Regions from separate parts of the Homo sapiens genome. Here region 1 is linked to region 2. Evidence: chromatin contacts called from ENCODE Hi-C data. All regions are on one chromosome and are shown on one strand. Each heading gives the region's core, a stretch centred on a gene start or an enhancer-like site at or near the end of the contact. The rest is flanking DNA. Distances are from core to core; before and after follow the strand shown. Region 1 holds the start of SRP14-DT (SRP14 divergent transcript). Region 2 holds the start of FAM98B (family with sequence similarity 98 member B).

What was found. A loop is a pair of places that touch in the nucleus more often than their neighbours do. Pooled maps may share reads with other maps.
Region 1: a loop to region 2 is called in a pooled map, with 8 times the contacts of the local background. The contact joins the promoter of SRP14-DT here to the promoter of FAM98B in region 2. A Hi-C loop is called at or near these places in 7 of 50 pooled maps.

What each region holds. Positions count from the first base shown.
Region 1 is chr15:40,038,061-40,045,279 of GRCh38, reverse strand. It overlaps SRP14-DT (SRP14 divergent transcript), which reads right to left and starts at 5,969. Exons shown (of 3, transcript NR_040060.1): 1 at 5,832-5,969. It overlaps SRP14 (signal recognition particle 14), which reads left to right and starts at 6,099. Exons shown (of 5, transcript NM_003134.6): 1 at 6,099-6,187; 2 at 6,332-6,404; 3 at 6,886-6,998. The coding sequence starts at 6,164. LOC124903471 (a long non-coding RNA gene) reads right to left here. Exons shown (of 2, transcript XR_007064596.1): 2 at 6,871-7,219. RefSeq lists a silencer at 5,896-6,105 and enhancers at 5,191-6,135, 6,186-6,365, 6,386-6,435, 6,136-7,081.
Region 2 is chr15:38,451,140-38,457,645 of GRCh38, reverse strand. FAM98B (family with sequence similarity 98 member B) reads right to left here and starts at 3,519. Exons shown (of 8, transcript NM_173611.4): 1 at 3,414-3,519. The coding sequence starts at 3,484. RefSeq lists enhancers at 3,102-3,201, 3,262-3,371.

The sequences.
Region 1 (7,219 bases), core at 4,720-7,219, 1.6 Mb before region 2:
CCCTACTGGCCCAAGACGAGTCACAGGCAGGTCGAGGCCACTCCTCATCTCTGCGATGGCGCGTGGAGGGAGGGCGTGGTGGCGTTGCTGCGAGCGAGGGGAAGGCCAGTGTTAATCACTGACACTTGTGGGCTCCGGAAACTTCCCTAGGGCCCCCAGAAGGGGCTGGGGGGAGAAAAGCAGCAGTTCTAAGAATTTTGGAAGTAGAAGTGACATTAGCAATCTAGCCTAAGTCCTGAACATAACAGTGAAAATACTTTAAAAAATACATCAACTGGGTGTTTACTATGAGCCCTTTACGTGGATTATGTCCTTGAAAGCCGACAACAACCCTCTGAGGCAGGTTCCCTGTGGAGGATAGGGCGCAAGCAAGTACCTCGTGCAGGGCCTCACAGCAAGTTGGGGAGCAGGGTGAGCCTGGGGTCTCTGACTCACAGTCCAGGGCACCTGTGCTGTCTCTCTAGGACACTGGGGCTTGGGATTTAAATCCAGGACTTCATCCTGGGGTGGGGATGGAGAGAGTTCCTGGAGCCCTGAGTTGGCTGAGCAGATACAATGAACACTTGTTGACCAACTGACTGCAGAAAAGAATAAAGGAATTGGGAACTGCCAGTGTTGGAGTGGATTCAGTCCAGGGAGTGTGTTGACGTGTGGCTTCAGGGTGTTTACTCTCTCCGGGCACCCAGGCTTCTAGGACACACTCTCATCTCCCTCCGGCCACTCCTCTGGCCTTCTCTAGGATGGCTCCACCAGAGCTAACCACCTCCCGCTGACGTGGGAGGTCTCCCAGCCTTAGGTTCTAAAATTTGTCATCCCAAAGCCAGACCTGCCCAGTGCCATTCCTCGATGTGTTTAGATGATACCCTCCTTCCTTCATCCAGAACTGACCCTTAAATCAGCACACTGGAGCTACGGTGAGGCAGCTCAGAGCCCAAGGTATAGTTCCCCTCAGACTGAAACTGAAAAGTTAAACTAGCCCAGAGGCCAGTCCTCCGTAAGGTGCACAGTGTCTTGTTGCAATCTGCTCCTGTAGAATGAATCCACCTTGACGAGGAGGACGTAGAACAGCCCACTCCCAACTAAGGGACTGCAGTGTAATAATGCATCCCTTAGCTCATTTACTCCTCCCCTTGACATGAGGTAGGCACTTTTATGACTTCCCCATTTTACAGATGAGGACACTGAGGCACAGAGAGACTTAAGCAATTTTGGAATATGCAAAAAAGATTAGTGGAAACAAATACATTAAAGAAAAAGATAAACTCAAAAACAACAATAACAAAAAACAAAACAAAATAAAAAATAGTGGATGTTTCCAATGAAAAATTATACATTGATTAGAACACAGCCTTCTGGATTAGCTGATTTCTAGCCTTTTATTTCCTTTGCGCTATTTTACAACTCTGTAGGTTGTAGAGACTCAATGGCAATGCAGAGGATTCTTGTCTATGGATGTACAAATGCTTCTGTTCAGTGAAGGGACAACCCTGGGTCCCTCCTGTGCAAAATCCAATTTTACTTCCATTTACAAATTCATTCCAGAATTCCTGATGTTTACTGGATTCCCCTTTGAATGGATTGTAACATACATCTGGTTTCCTTATTAATAATAGGTTAAACATAATACAAAATTTTTTTGAGACAGCATCTCACTGTTTCCCTGACTGGAGTGCAGTGGCACAATCATGGCTTATTGCAGCCTTGACTACCCCAGCTAGGAACCCCATCCAGGAACTAGCGACTGTGTTTTTAAGCATTATACTTTCCAGGCACTGCAAAGTGTAATTGCATTAGAGTAACTGCAGCTGCAAATTAATCAACCCTAACCTGAACAAGATCCTTGACCCTAATTCAAACCCTAACCAAATTCCTGACCCTAATTCAAAACCAACTCTAATTAAACACCTAATAAATTAAAGTGTGCTCTGTCTGAGGAAAAAACACATTACCCCTGCATTTTGGGAGAGACAATCTCAGGTTGTACAAACAAGCATACTTATTCAGGTCCCTTAGGTCGGCTAGGCCCTGAGGAGCAGGGGTACTTTTCTCTGCCCGTCTTCCCATGGGGAAGTGGCCAAAGCTGGTACGGTGTTTTGTGCCCAGGGCCTTCGTTTTGCTCTTGGTGCTGCCTAGGCCTTTGATGAAGCCCCCATGATGTGGGAAAGGATTTGGGAACCATTTTCATGTCATGGTTCTCCTAGAACTGTGAAAGGGAGAGGAAAAACTGAGAGGGAGCAGGAAGGTGTGTGGCCTGCATGACTTAGAGACAGTGACCCAGCGCCATGCCTCACATACATACTGCTCTGCTCCAAGGCCAAAAGCCATTAATCTCTATTATGCATTTAAATTACAATTTGATGAATGATATGTTACCCTAATCACACATAATTGCAAGTTAGGATTTGGGGTGCTGGAAAACATCAAAATTTAACCATGTTATATTGACATAAACTCTCAATTTCATTGTACCCCTGAGCTACCTTTATTCCTGATTGATCACATACAATACCATTTTTCTCACTGATGAATTTATTTTCAGATATAGTCTTATAAATCAATGAACTTTATCATTGCTTTTACTGTTTTAATTTTTTTAATCTCAAAAATTTAAATTTAGCAACATTATTTTACTTCATAGTACTTCCTTTTATGATCCCTTTTATTTATGGCAAATGATACTGGTTTTCCACTTATGATCATGATATTAAATACACAAGTAGAAAGTGAGTCAATTTAAAGAAAAATATTAACTAACAGTACAGGTGGTATTAAGATAATGGCAGAAATCAGGATGGTGATGTTGAAATGATGGAAGGTGTGTGGTCTATAAGTAATAACACTATTTGATACTATACTGTTTATTGGGCATTTACTATGTGCTAGGCCCAATGTTATCAATGATAGCGCTGTCCAGTAGAATTTGTGATGATGGAAATGCTCTACATCTGTACTATCCAAGCCACATATTGCTACTGAATCCTTGAAATGTGGCTAGTGTGATTGAGGAATTAAAATTTTAAAATTAATTTAAACATCTATATTTACCATATTAGAGCAAGCCTAAGGCTCTTACATATAGTATTTTATACAATCTTCATAATCTCAATGAAGTAAGCATTATTTTGTTACTTTGCTAGTGAAGAGACTTAGGCCTTGAGAGGTTGCCTGAGGCCACATAATCAATAAGTAGCAGACGTAGGATCTGAACCCCGATCACTTTGACTTCTGAATAGGTGCTCTTGGTCATTTCCCACAGAAAAACAAAGCCCAAAGAATATTCCATCAGTAGTTGAATTGCACTGGATCCAGTGCAATGCACGCATTCCATGTACTAGGACATAGACATCTCTGGGGGATCATCCAGCCTGCCACCGAGATTTTTGCAGAAGTCCAGATGCTAGTGTGATTGCAATCAGATTAAACTTTCAAGATAGCTAACAGGACTCATGCAGGTGTAGATGTGAAAATTAAAAGAAAAAGAACAGCTGGTGGCAGCGGCTCATGCCTATAGACCCAAGTACTTAGGAGGCTGAGGCTGGAGGATAGCTTGAGCCTGAGAGGTGGACGCTGCAGTGAGCCGAGATTGCACCACTGCACTCTAGCCTGGGTGACAGAGTGAGACCCTGCCTCAAAAAGAAAAAGGAATCTGGGATGATTCATGGTTGTTTTTATTTGAGTAACTGGTCAGACGGTGGTGCCATTTAATAAATAGCAAAGATGTGGGAAGTAAAAAGTTTTGATTTGGTCACGTAATATCTGAGATGCTCATTACACATCCAGGTGGAACTACCAAGTGGACAGCTGAATATGCAAGTTTGGAGCTCAATACAGAGGTAAAAGCTATAATTAAAAATTGGGGAGTCATCTTCGCACACCTCAAGACTAGCAAAGATTAGAACAGTCTGGTGAAAACCCCTCCTATAGGGCCGCCAACACAAGACCACTTTGTGATGGCACCATATGAATAACCTCTAGCATGCGTGTCCAACCTTTTGGCTTCCCTGGGCCACATTGAAAGAATCGTCCTGGGCCATATGTAAAACACACTAACACTAATGATAGCTGATGAGATAAAATTTTTTTAAAAAGGGCCCATGCATAATTTTCATGATATCTGCCAATACAGATGAGCAAAAACATCCTCACATTCAAATGACTGGACACCCATGCAAGAGCCCTGGGCCTTGGTATTACTAGCTCAGAAGTCAAAGTCCTGGTTGAGAGCACCAGATTGACCCACGTTAGGTCATATGCTTGAGCCCAGGTGCTGAGGGCAGTTGAGAGAGTGACCCTCTGACCCTTCTATTTATTTATTTATTGCCTCTCACCAAAACCCACACAACAGGGGATTGCAAACAGGTTCAAATGCTGGAGAACCAAAAGCCAATACAGGTTGGCTACACAAGGTCATCAGCCTAGGGCAGGAAGTGGGCAACGGGCGCTGGCCATTTGGAAGAAAATGTGAAATCAGAGAGTGAACATATTTAAGCCATTAAGTTTGAATCTCCTAACTGGGCTCCTCATTTCCTGCCCTGTCTCTCTACAGTGCATTCTCCACAACACAGACAGGGGGATCTTTAAAAAATATAAATCAGATTTTCAGTGTTCTGTTGAAAACTTCCTTAACGAGTCTTCTCTTTGTATCTAGAACAAAATCCAGGCTTACTATGGTCACGGGCCCTACATAATCTGGTCCCCAGCTACCTCTCCATACTCCTTTACTCCTTGCTCCACAAGCCCTCCTCACCCCCACCCGCACCTGCCAGTCTTACAGACACAGGGCAACTTGTTTCCCCTTTGAAGGTTTTGCTCTAGCCGTTCCCTGTGTCTGAAACACTGTGTCCCTAGATCTTTGGATGGCTGGTCCTTTCAGCTTTCAACTCAAAGTTCTCCTTTTCGACGAGAACTCCCCTGACCCCAACCCAGGCAGTCCCCTTCCCACTCTCATTATACAGCCCTGCTTAGGCTGTCTCACGGAATTCATTATCTGAAGCTGTACTACTTACTTGTTTGCTTCATTGTTTATTTCCTCCCTGCCCCTTTAACCCAACTTCCAGGAAACCAGGAACTTAGCTTTTCTTATCCTGCTGCATCCCCAACCTCTACAACCGTGCCTGGCACAGACTGAGAGGCACTCAGCGAAAACCTCTTGTGTGGTGGAATGCTTGACTTTATAGAGGGCCCAGGGTTCAAGTTGGCTAGTGGCAGAGAGGGCTTACAACCTAGTTCTCCTGACTAATCAGAGGTAGAACTAAAGACTGGGCTCCAGCCCCTCATTTTTTTTTTTTTTTTTTTTTTTTTTGAGACGGAGTCTCGCTCTGTCTTCCAGGCTGGAGTGCAGTGGCGCGATCTCAGCTCACTGCAAGCTCTGCCTCCTGGGTTCACGCCATTCTCCTGCCTCAGCCTCCCGAGTAGCTAGGATTACAGGTGCCCGCCACCACGCCCGGCTAACTTTTTTGTATTTTTAGTAGAGACAGCGTTTCACCGTGTTAGCCAGGATGGTCTCAATCTCCTGACCTCGTGATCCACCCGCCTCGGCCTCCCAAAGTGCCGGGATTACAGGCGTGAGCCACCACGCCCGGCCCAGCCCTTCTGGCTAGAGCTGCAGGTCAGCGTTTAGGGAGAGTTTAAAGGATCTCTACAGGAACTTATAATGACAATAATGAAAAGAACAATAGCTGATACCTACTGAACACGCTCTATGTGCCAGGCACTGTTCTACGTATTTAATCTGAGTTTCATTTACGCTTCACGACCACACTGCGCGGTAGATACTATCATTACCCTTACTTTATGGATAAGGAAACTGAGTCACTGAGTTGTTAGGTTACCTGCCCAGCATACAGCTGAATATAAATCGTACGCTGCTATCAAAACTTTCTTTTGCTCTCACTCCGTCACACTGGCTGGGGTGAGACGATTTCTCGCATGTGACGACCCAGGACAGCCCCAGCGCCTCCGGGTCACAGGCCCCCGGACGTCCCAGGGCGCGGGCGCTAGGCGGGCGGGGAGGGGGGAGGGCGCAGGCCGGGATTGGTGGAAGAGAAGAGATTGGTGGAAGACAATGGAAGTCTAGTAGCGGAAGTCCCGCCCAGCCTAGGCCGAACTTCCGGCTCTCACTGCTAGGGGCTTAAGCGGAGGGAGTCGAGCCAGCGTCGCCGCGATGGTGTTGTTGGAGAGCGAGCAGGTATGGCTAGGCCTGGCCGGCCGAGGGAAGGGGGCGGCTCAGGCGTTACTCGAGACCTGTGCCTCCTGCAGGAGGACCAGGGCCTTGACGCGGCAGGACGAGGATTTGGGGCTGGCTAACGGGGCTGGGCCTGTTGTTTTCCAGTTCCTGACGGAGCTGACCAGACTTTTCCAGAAGTGCCGGACGTCGGGCAGCGTCTATATCACCTTGAAGAAGTGTAAGCAGCGGGAGGGGAGCCGGGCGATGCTCCCTGGGTTCCCGGTGTCTGGGAGCCACCGGAGTCTGTCTGCCGCGGACCGCCGCCTTCCTCTACCTTTCCCCACCCTGTACTGAGCACATTCGGGGCTTCGGGCCCGGAAAATAGTAGGGATTGTAGCTGGCTCAGTCCCCAGCACTGAGCCGCCTAGGTTGCTTCTGGTAACAATGGGCCCCAAGCAGCCCAGGGCTCTTTGTCAGGGATCCCAGACGCCGCCACTTTGAGTGGAATTTAACGTGCTTCGATATTACATGTTTCCGTCGTGGAAATAATAGTTTCTCCAGGGTTTCGCCAGACCGTGATAGCAGATGAGGTGTTTAACAAAACTAGAGCAGCGGGGCTGGGTTAGGTCATCACTTACCCCACTCCTCTGTTTTAACTGTTTGTCTGCCGCTCAGCCACGTACGCGGCCGTGTTCACCAGGATGCATTTTTTCCTTCAGATGACGGTCGAACCAAACCCATTCCAAAGAAGGGTACTGTGGAGGGCTTTGAGCCCGCAGACAACAAGTGTCTGTTAAGAGCTACCGATGGGAAGAAGAAGATCAGCACTGTGGTGAGCTTAATTTCTAAGGCTGTCTTTTGAAATGTAAAGACTTGAACTTAACAGAGGATGGGGCGTTTCTGAACCAGGCTTTTATTTGTTTTTCCCTTTTGCCCTGTGTGGCTATTTTTGAGACCAGGACCTTCCTATACTTTAGTAGTGGAAACCTCAAGAATAAAATAAGAAGGTAGAGGTCAGACAGTCGTTAGTTCTGCTAAAGCTCTTGTGGAAAT
Region 2 (6,506 bases), core at 2,270-4,769:
ACACCCTGAGCTCTCAATTCCAACCTGCACATGTCACTCAGCCCCCCTTGCACCCTTGCCATTACTTACAACCACTGCACCTCCAAAATCACTTATCCAAACATGTGGCTCCCTGACCACAACCTCTTATTTATCCTTCCACTTGCTTCTTCGACCACTCACCTATAACTATTCTTTGATATCATCATTACCTCCATTCATTGATTCCTCTGCATTCTCCATATTTACCAACTCTCTCCTATCTTCACATTCTTCTGTATCCAATTTAGATTCTAAGGTGTATCATTTCATTTTGGTGCTCAATAAATACCAACTGAAGAAATTAATCTGTTGGGGCGTGGTGGCTCACACCTGTAATCCCAACACTTTGAGAAGCCAAGGCAGGAGATCATTTGAGGCCAGGAGTTCAAGACTAGCCCGGGTATCATAACAAGACCCTGTATCTAAAAAATTTTTTAAAATAAAGAGAAATGAATCCTTGAATTTTAATATCCAATCAATCACTAAGTTCAGTAATGTAGTTCTTCCCATATCCACTGCCACTAAGCAACCATCATTTCTTTCACAGACTATTAACTAAATTCTCCAATCTATTTTCCATCTTGCTGACAGATGTAACTTTCAAACTAGACATCTAACCACTCCCTTTTTATTTAAAATTATTCGATCACATCCCATTGCTGTTATGATCAAGAATAAAATCCACAACACAGACTAAAAGGGGCTGCATGCCCTGATTTTCACCTAACTCTTGAATCCAATTTCCCACCACTCTGCCCCTCACACTCTGCCTTCCAACCACATTAGCCTCCTTCCAGTTCTTCTAATACAGCAAGCTCCTTCACATTTCAAAGTCTTCACATTTTCTTCTCACTGTAAGGATATCTTTGTCCCCCTTTTTCATCCATCCAACCTTAACTACTTAATTTCTATTCACCCTTCTTATTTCAACTCAAATGTCACTTCCTCAGGAATCTATCACTAACCCCTAAGACTTCTTAGATCCTCCTGTTACATCACCCTGTTCTTTTCCTTTGACACATTTATTATAGTTTATAATTGTTTTTGTGATCATGTCTGTTTCTCCACTAGATTATAAACTCCACAAGGGTAGGAACCAAGTCTATTTTGCTCACCACTGACTCCTCAGAACGAGGTCCAATATACAGTGTGTTCAATAAATATTTAAAGGAAACTTCTCTCCATAGTAGTGTTTCTCAACTGAGTCTGTGAATCTTTTTAAAAATATGCAGGTCTGTACTGTACCTCTGAAGATTATGATTCGGTCAGTCTATGGTATATACTAGACTGGAACAGTTTTTCACAAGTTCCACACGACTCTGATGTACTTCCAGTGTTGAGATCTACTATTCCACAAAATCAGAGACTATCAGAACTGAAAGAGACTTCTAAAATCATCTGCTCCAGCCCTCTCTTTTCACAGATGAGAAAACTGACTGACTCCTAGCCTATCCTGTTTTCACCTGTATCACTAAATTGTCCTTTCACATAGATTTTTCCCTTCAAATGCCTCCCATTAATTTATTTTACATGACAAACTGAAGTACCTTTGCTGATATCCTCAATACCTTACAACAGAAAATGCATTATTCACTATCTACATGGATATTTGAAAACACAGTGTTCCATTACAACACATATTGTAAATAACTACTTTTTTCACATCGTATTATCATAGGAGAATTCAAACTTCAAAATGTTGCCCTCATAGTTATTCCAGGAAAAACTAATTTTGGAGTGTGTAAACTGTTTTACTTTCCATGTTGAATAATCTGACTAATTTTCCTTGATAAAAATCAAGATTATAGCAATGAATTTTCTAAAACACTTATAATATGAACAATAAGTTCAAGAAATGAAGAAAGAAGAAAAGCACTGCCTTTTCCTTTTTCATAAACCATTTATGAGTTCCCAATATTCTTACCTGAAGTACTTGGGAGCTCAAACTGTTTGGAGCCTAAATAATTCTACTAAGTATTTTCAGTTCTTGTTTTGGTTCCTTCTTAACCAAGTTAAGTGAGAACTTCCAAGGGACTTCACAGAAGTAAAAATGCCCCCTAAATAATCAATGGCACTGTTCTTTCGTTTGACAAATATGTATTCACGATCTACTAAGTGCAAGACTCCGTAACCCTGGGTCACTGCAAAGTAGGTATTATCAGGGTTCAACTAAAGAAACAATTGATAGAGGGGCAAATGCAGTTTTAGAGAAGATAAAGTGGGGTGTGGGATTGGTTCAAGCTTCATAATAACGCTGCAAAGGCACAGCTTCCCCTATCAAGAAACAGCAGCACGTAGCAGGGCAAACAAATGTGCAGATGGCTCCAAGCTCTTTATTTAATGTGCACTGTATGACTCAACTATCTGGTCCTATGCTTACTGCTGTGGACTCTTCTCTAAGCTTTTCTTCATTCATTTACTCATTCATTCAACCACTATTTACTGTAAAAGACTCCGTTCTAGTGTGTTGCTGGGAAAACATCGGTGAATAAAATATGCAAAGCATCAGTTTTCCAGGAGCTGACTTGGGGAGGAGGAGGAATAAAACGAGGGAGAAGCAGAGTTCAAGAGACAAATGAATGGGCAGGACATGATAATTTGGGATGGGGACAAGAGCTGTGTGGAAAAAAACAGGATGAGGTTGAGGGGGAGATTACGAACCACCACACTTGTTAAGTATTAACATTACTCCCACCTCCACCCTGAGTTCTCACAGCACTTACCATTCTGCACTGTAAATACCAGCCGGCAGCAGACTTGCAGCCTGCGCGACTATGTAAGCCAAGAGTAATCTGAAAAACTATCCTTTTCCCTTGCCTAGGGGAAATTTACAAACGTAAATATGTGTAAATTAATATACAAGCTAATATACACGTTGACGAACGGACGAAATGGTTGAAAGAACGAACTCGCAATGAACTACAACACTTTCTCCGGTCAAAGTAAAAGCCATTCGCTCCAGAGCCCCAAGTAAGCCACAAGTTGTACATTGTAGGAGACAACAGTCCTCAACAGCAGCTCAGGTTCCAGCACCTCCCTCCGGGCGCCAGAACTACGTCAACACAAATATCACCTGCGGGCGCGAGCTAGCCCAGAAAACCGGTGCTAGAAGGGCCGCTCCGCGCCACCCGGCGGATTCCTGCAACAGAGTTTCGAGGCAAGAAGTTTCGAAGAGGGGGCCACGAACCCCAGCTCTCCGGCCCTGCTCCACCCCCCAAATAGATTTCTCTCCCGCCTCCCGCTTAACTCCGTCGGCGCCGGAGGGATCGAGGCAGGGAAGGAGGCCTACACATGGCCGCCCAGGCCCACAGAGGCCCAAGGGAAGTAGGCTAAGCAGCCAGGCCAAGGAGAGGTTGCGTTTTCAGGGAAAAGGCGTCTCCAAAAGCACTCACCCCAGCGCCTCCAGTGTGTCCAGCACGTCTCCCTCCATCGTCGGTTGGGGACCCGGCTCCGGCCCTCTCATGGTCCTTTGGCCCAGAGCTGTTCGGCGCTCTAAGTAGCCCGCCGGAAACTAGCGTCACCGCGCCAAGGTTCCGGTCCGGGTCTGGCCGGTAACTGCCTGAGAGCACAGCTGAAGAAGGGCGCAAAGGTTCCCAGCCCCGAGGCAATAAACACTTCATAGTGCCTAAAACCGCTGCGTGTAACGATAATAATTTTTTAAAAGAATAGTAGAAATAATAAATAATAGTAATAAAGAGTTCTCTGTGTTGGGACTTTTCTGTGTGTTCAAATAAATTTTAGCAAATATCGTGGTATCGGGTTGATCTCAACCTATCCGATTCCAGACCTTTTTAATAACAGAAATCTGAAATAAAATTATAATTATCTTCAGCTAAAATTAGTAACTAATATCACATGCCTACACATATAATTTTTAAATCAATATACACGACGATGCTTCAACTTGAAGGAAAAAATGAAGTAATTTATAACAAGGTAATATTTTTCTCCTTATGAAATGCGGAAGACCAATGAAGTGATCAGATGCTTGCATCTATCTATGTAGAATCCCCTCAACTGCATATTCAGATGATGTGCTTCATTGCTGACAAAGCATTAGTTGTATAAGCAACAAACATACCGCCAGCAAAGTAAGGTAGTTGATGTGGTTTTCCAAAATTGTGGCGAATTCTCTGTAAAGTTCCAAACAAACAAAACATAATATACCCTCTGTGTACTATCCATGAAGAATTCAATCTCTTATCTAAAGGATTTAAAAAATGTATTTTAGGGTTCATATGTAAAAGGTACTAAGAGTATAAGGTTAGATCATTATTAGCAGGCATGTCACCTACATGAATACTCTAGCAGAACTGTTGGAAATCCTGCATGAAGTATAACTATTGATCCCTTGTATGGACCTGTCCCTTCCATTGCAGACTACATAGCATTCGTAGCCCCAGTCCAATAAAGACCAGTAATGCTCTCGCCTTCCTAATTATGGTTACAAACAAAAAGCATACCCATAAATGTGTAAAACACTCAAAGGTAAGCTGTAGTAGTCCACTCTCATATTGCTATAAAGATATACCTGAGACTGGGTAATTTATAAAGAAAAGGGGTTTAATTGGCTCATGGTTCCACAGGCTGTACACGAAGCATGATGCTGGCATCTGCTCCACTCCTGGGGAGGCCTCAGGAAATGGACAGTTGTGGCAGAAGGGGAAGGGGGAGTGCAGCTATCACGTGGCCGGAGTAAGAGGAAGAGAGAGGGTGCAGGGAGGCAGGGAGGTGCCACACACTTTTTTTTTTTTTTTCAGTCTCGCACTGTCGCCCAGGCTAGAGTGCAGTGGCATGATCTCAGCTCACTGCAAACTCCGCCTCCCGGGTTCACGCGATTCTCCTGCCTCAGCCTCCCGAGTAGCTGGGATTACAGGCGCCCACCACCACACCCGGCTAATTTTTGTATTTTTAGTAGAGACGGGGTTTCACCAGGTTGGTCAGGCTGGTCTCGAACTCCTGACCTCGTGATCTGCCACACACTTTTAAAAAACCAGATCTCATGATAAACTCACTCACTATACAGTGCCAAGGCAGGAATGGTGTCAAACCATTCAAGAGAACTCTGCCCTCATGATCCAATCACCTCCCACCAGGTCCCTCCTCCAACATTGGGGATTATAATTTAACATGAGATTTGGGCACAGACACAGATCCTAACCATATCATAAACTCAACCATACATTTGTATAATGACTATTATTACTGTATATTTTAGTGTTGTACAAGGCTTAAGCGTAAAATTACTTGCAGTTTAATGTATCTGAATTCATCTCCAAATAAGGGAGAGGAGAATGTATATTAGTGGTTACTGCCTCTTGTCAGAGTTGGGGTGTCATAGAAGGTACTAGTCTTAGTACTCTTGGCAAAAAGTCTCTGTAAAAATCAAATAGAAATGAGGTAACTGTTCTTTATTATTATTGATCTTAAGTGTTCTGCTGCTGGTTTTCCTAAAAAATCTAAATAAATGAATAACAAAAGTTATGCACAGAAAAAGAACTAAAAACAAACAAAAAAGCATGACTGGCCTAGCATGGTGGCTCGCATCTGTAATCCCAGCACTTTGGGAGGCTGAGGTGGGAGGATCACTTGAGTCCAGGAGTTTGAGACCAGCCTGGGCAGCAAAGTGAGACCATATCTCTACAACAAATTTAAAAATTAGTCAGGTATGGTGGTATGCACTTGTAGTCCTAGCTATTGAGGAAGCTAGGGCAGGACGATCAGGATTGCTTGAGCCCAGGAGGCCGAGGCTGCAGTGAGCTGTAATCAAGCCACTGCACTCCAGCCTGGGCAACAGAGTGAGACCCTATCTCAAAAGAAAAAAAAAAGCATGACAGATATTTGAAAAAACTGAAAAGGTCTAACATAGTAAATGGAATAATTGGACTCCAACAAGACCCTTGAAAAAATGAGACAGAAGCAAGAAGAGACTCTGCTAAAAATTTCCTGACAAAACACTGATCCAAGAGCACTGTTAATGTCAACCAGGACGTATACAAAGAAATTCACAATTTAGGAAAATTTTTGTAAAAATGCTGAAAACAAAAGATAGAAGGAAAAGCTTAAAAGCAGCTGGAGAAAAAAATCAAACTTTAACAATAATATAAGCTGACTTCTCAAAAGAAACAATGGAAGCAAGAAAATCATGAAACAACATCTTTCATATGCTTTAAATAATGACAAATCCAGAATTTTACACAGTGGAAATATCCTTAAGAAATGAAGGCAAAATAAAGATGTTTTCAGATAAACAAAACTCATGTAAATTGTTTCCAGCAGACCCATGTCAAAAGAAATATTAAAGAGGGTTCTTCGGGTTAAAAAAATGATGCCAGATGAAAAAAAAATGATGCCAGATGAAATCCCAATGGTGCAAAAAATAATGAAGAGTATCACTGGAAATGGTAAATATGTAAGTGAAACTAGATATATATTGACTATTCAAAACAGTAATAGTAATGACTTCTGAAATGTAAAATATAGAG